2 separate regions of the Homo sapiens genome follow, and region 1 is linked to region 2. Evidence: chromatin loops called from intact Hi-C (ENCODE). Cell type or tissue: GM12878. All regions are shown on one strand.

Region 1 (2,500 bases), 710 kb before region 2:
CTGATTACTTTCCTTGTTCTGAAGTCATCTTTGTATGAACTTAATGTAGCTACTTCGTATTTCTTTTGAAGAGTCAGTAAGTGGTTGTTTGTTTGTTTGTTTGTTTGTTTTGAAATGGAGTCTCGCTCTGTTATCCAGGCTGGAGTGCAATGGCATGATCTCAGCTCACTGCAACCTCTGCCTCCCCAGTTCAAGTGATTCTTGTGCCTCAGCCTCCTGAGCAGCTGGGATTACAGGCGCAGGCATCACTACACCTGGCTAATTTTTGTATTTTTAGTAGAGACGGGTTTTTGTCACTTTGGCCAGGCGAGTCTCAAACTCCTGGCCTCAAGTGATCCATCCTCCTCGGCCTCTCAATGTGCTGGGATTACAGGTGTGAGCCACCATGCCTGACCTGTTTCTTCTAATTTCTGAAAAAAGATTGTGAAGAATTTTACACATATTCATTTTTAATATAGTTAAGAACAAGAAAAATTAAATATTTTATTTTGCCTTCATTCATTCCTTCCTGGTGCTCTTGTTTCTTATTTCATATAGATTCAAGCTTCTGACCAACATCTTTTTTTTCCTTGCCTGAAGAAGTTCTTTTAATATTTCGTAAAGAACTCATCCCAAGTTTACTAAAGTGATTTCAACAAATAGAAGAGGAGGGTATTTTTCAAAACTCATTTCTGAGGCCAGCATTATCTTGATACCAAAACACACAAGGACATTACAAAAAGTGAAAACTACAGGCCAATATTCCTGATAAACATTATGCAAAAAATTATCAGCAAAATATCAGCAAACAGAATTCAACAACACATTAAAAAGATCATTCACCATGATCAGGTGAGATTCATCTCAAGGATGTAAGGATGGTTCAAAATATACAAATCAATAAACATGATAGATCATATCAACAGAATTAAGAACAAAAACCATATGATCGTCTCACTAGATGTCGATCAAGTATTTGGTAAAATTCATCATCGCTTCATGATAAAATCTGTTAACAAACTGGGCATAGAAGATGTGGGCAGCAAGCCACCCAGGTGCCAAGGTAACAGACCGAGGGCACAAGCTGTTCCAGTATAATAAAGAAAATATATAGAATAAGAATAGTTATATTAGAAATAGATTATAGATATGATTATATATGAATATCATTAATCATTAGTTTGAAGCATTACTCTTTATTCCAATATTATAATAATCTTTGTTCTACAATTGTAACCTAGGAAAAACCAGGCCATACAGAGATAGGAGCTGAAGGAACACGGTGAGAGAAGTGACCAGAAGACAAGTGTGAGCCCTCTGTTATGCCCGCACAGGGCCACTAGAGGGCTCCCTGGTCTAGCGGTAACTCCAGCGCCTGGGCAGGCACCCCTTACCTAGCGGACCTTGGTCTAGCGGTAGCGTTAGTGCCTGGGGAAGGCACCCGTTACTTAGCAGACTGGGAAAGGTTGTCTCCCTTTCCCCCAGGGAAGTTAAAGAAGACTCCGCTCCACCACCTCTTGTGGAAGGCCTGACATCAGTCAGGGCCGCCCGCAGCCATCCAGAGGCCTGACCAGACGTCTCCCTGTGAAGCTGTGCTTCAGCGGTCACGGTCCTGGTCCACTCTGTACACCTGGCTCATGTTCCACTCTGTACAACTGGCTCTGCCATATAGATAGCAGTAGCAGAATTAGTGAAAGTATTAAAGTCTTTGATTTTTCTGAGAAGAGCATAGAAGAAATAATGACTTAAGCTGTATCTCTCTCACTCTCCACTACTTGAAAGGGAAAGGCCCCCTGTCTGGCGGACACGTGACTCACGTGACCTTATCAATCATTGACTCACAGTCCTTACCCTGCCCCTTTTGCCTTGCATCCAATAAATAACAGCGCAGCCAGGCATTCAGGGCCACTACCGGTTTCTGCGTCTAGGTGGTAGTGGTTCCCCCAGCCCAGCTGTCTTTTCTTCTGTCTCTTTGTCTTGTGTCTTTATTTCTATGATCTCTCATTTCCACACACGAGGAGAAAAACCCACAGACCCAGTAGGGCTGGACCCTACAGAAGAAACATGCCTCAACACATTTAAGGTCATATATGACAAAAACACAGCTTAATATCATTCTGAATGGGGAAAAATTAAAGTCTTTTCATTAATATCTGGAACAAGGCAAGGATGCCCACTTTCTCCACCTCTATCCAACACAGTACTAGGAGTTCTAGCCAGTGGAATTAGATAAGAGATAGAAATAAAGGGCGTCCAAATTAGAAAGGAAGAAGTCTAATTATCTTTGTTTGAAGCTGATATGATCTTATCTCTAGAAAAACCTGAAGATTCCTCCAAAAATCTTAGAACTGATAAATAAACTTAGTGAATTTGCAGAATAAAACATCAACATATAAAAACCAGTAGCATGTCTACATGCTGACAGCATTTAATCTGAAAAAGAAATCAAGAGAACAATCTCATTTACAACACTAAAATAAAAATACCTAGAAATAAATTTAACCAATGAAGTGAAAGATAC
Region 2 (2,500 bases):
TGGATAAAGGTTTATTACAGTACTAAATTTAAAAATCACAACATATTTACTTTTCCCTCAAGAGAGGCTAGGCACAGTGCCTCATGCCGGTAATCCCAGAACTTTGGGAGGCCGAGGCAAGAGGATGGCTTGATCCCAGGAGTTTGAGATCAGCCTGGGTGACAGTGAGACCCGTCTTTACAAAAATAAATAAATAAATGATAAGAAAATTAGCTTTAGTGACAGATAACTACATCACCTTCTCTACTGGGTCCAAACACTATTTGACCCTACCATGAATATTTTTTACATCATCAGCAGACTACAAAAACTTGTTCTTGGTTTTCAGTGTTAAGAATTAACATATAGACATTTTACGGAAGATTTAATTCTCATTAGCGAACAGTGTGCTATAAACTCTGCCAATGCCAGGGCATGTTGAGAGGCATATGAAGCATAGGTAAAGAGGAAGACAAAGGGAGGGGGCAGGGGTGCCAAGTCCCTCACCTTACCCGGGAGAAAAGAGATAATTAGTGTGGGGTGGGGTTCGGGCCCAGGGTAGGGTGGCAAGAGAGTTTTTTAGTGGGTAGGACATTGCGGGTGGAAAGTGAGGTGAATGAGGGCTGGGAGGCCGCAGGGGACGCTGAATGGAAAAAGCAGGTTAAAGCAGGGGGTGCTGAGCAGAAGGGGCAGAGCAGAGCAGAGGGTGCTGGGCGGAAGGGTCGGGGCAGGGCGAGGGCAGGGCGCCACCTCGTGGCTGGGGTGCCTGCGCAAACCAGCTGCCTCACCAGCCCTGGAGCTCGCACCACGTGGCCTCACCTCACGTGTGCTGTCCCCCTGGCCACGTCTGTCTTTGTCTCACCTGACGTGCTGTGCCTCTCCTGCCAGGGCTCTGTCCTGTCTGCCGCCACTACCGCCGCATGGCCCTGCTCGGCCTGCAGCCCGCTCGCCGCTTCGCTCCCTCAGAGACCCCGCGCCAGCGGTCCGTATTGGCCACGGTGAGTTGAGGCCCGCCCCTCATGGCTGCGCGGCGAGTGCGGGCGGGAAGCGCATGGCCAAAGTGGGGCGCCCCTACGGGTCGGGAAAAGGGAGAACATGGCGTGCGGGCCTCAGGTGGGAGGCGGCTCCTGTGGCTTTGGCGCCGTCGTTGGAGGTTCCTGGGAGAGGGTGGCCGTTAGGACGCCGTCGTCTGGCACAGGGGCGGAAAGCCGGGGACCCTGAGAAGCGCGAGGGGATTGGGCCTCCTACGTTGTTACCCTTTACCAGCACCTGGGTCGCAGGGGAGCTGTGGTTTTGTGGAGGAATGGTTTACCATCTTCAGACGTCCTTGGCACTGCCAATATTTAGCATTTTCGATAAAATGGTGGAAATCCTGGGCCGGTCGAAGTCCCAGGGTGCGAAGGTTGGAACCGGAAAACAGAAGAAAAATGATTTCTTAAAAAATAATATCTTTAAAATAATATTTAGCTTTTTATAATTAATTTTAAAACTAAATAAAGGAAATATAATGTTTCATGGTAAAAGTTATATCTTTTAACAGTAGCCTAAATTGTACCTCTTGTGGTCAGTTCTGTTTTATTGGAATTCACTTTCCTGTACAAATCTTGATAAATATGTTTTTCTTTTTGCCCAACTAATATGTATACATGTAGCAATGTACTGTGTGAGTTCTGATATACAAGGATGTTTCATACATTATTTGGGTAGGATATGGTCACTTATAAGACGTGTATGATTTAATGGGGTAGGCATTATGAGGAGAGAAATTTCTAACATGGTCTTATAGGTACAACACAAAAGGCCTTATAGGTACTGGGAGTGTATGGAGGTGTAAACAGTGGGACAGTTGTTGCCAGAGCAAGTCTGCAGTCATGGCAGTTGTGGAGTTGGAATAGCGAAAGGTGGTGAGCTTAGAGAAGGACATATGGAATTGTTCGGTAAAGATAGATAAATTTGAGTCCAAATTGCTACTATTCACACAAATTCTAAGGTGTTTTCTGTCCTCATGAATTAGTACTAGGCAGGAGGATAAAAGCAATAAGGAGATCAAAGCGTAAACAAATTGAACTCATATTATCAAAGATTACCATATAGAAATCTGTGTGGAGATGATACTTGAATTGTGATCAGGGTTATTTTGCCTGAGTTTTTTATAATGCAAAATGGGAGCAGCGGAGGAGAAACAGCATCAGAGTCTTTGGAATAGTACAAGAATTCTCGTTTGTTGCATAAATCTCATGATATCCTTTGTTTTGGGGAATACAGCAAGTGGAGAGACTCATAACCGTTTTTAAAGTCAGATTAACTGTGTCTAAATATTGAAAAGAAAAATAGCTTCTAAATAGAAATGTTGGAAGAAGTTATGAAAAATCTGGAAGGCTACAAATTAGAATGTTTAAATGTTTTCTCTAGTAAATTTTTCTGAAGAGGCTACAGAGGATTAAAAAGTATTTATAAAGAAGAAAGAGAGATAGAGGGAAAGAGGAAGGAAGGAAAGAAAAGAAGAAAGAAGGAAAGTGAA

What was found. Hi-C counts contacts between places; a loop is a spot of excess contacts. Peaks named below come from ENCODE experiments on the same cell type or tissue, not always from the same donor. Only the 100,000 strongest peaks of a DNase experiment are listed, where the experiment ranks them.
Region 1: a loop joins it to region 2, with 23 times the contacts of the local background. A loop is called at or near these places in 2 of 110 quality-filtered maps.

The regions. Positions count from the first base shown.
Region 1 is chr9:12,328,392-12,330,891 of GRCh38, reverse strand. No RefSeq gene overlaps it. Among named protein-coding and RNA genes, the nearest start is that of TYRP1, 360 kb to the left of the region's middle. In GM12878, a CTCF peak has its summit at 1,327 (motif pointing right); a DNase peak (open chromatin) is centred at 1,358.
Region 2 is chr9:11,616,973-11,619,472 of GRCh38, reverse strand. LOC105375975 (histone-lysine N-methyltransferase SETMAR-like) reads left to right here and starts at 724. Exons shown (of 2, transcript XR_929479.1): 1 at 724-977. In GM12878, no CTCF peak of the experiment used is centred here; no DNase peak of the experiment used is centred here.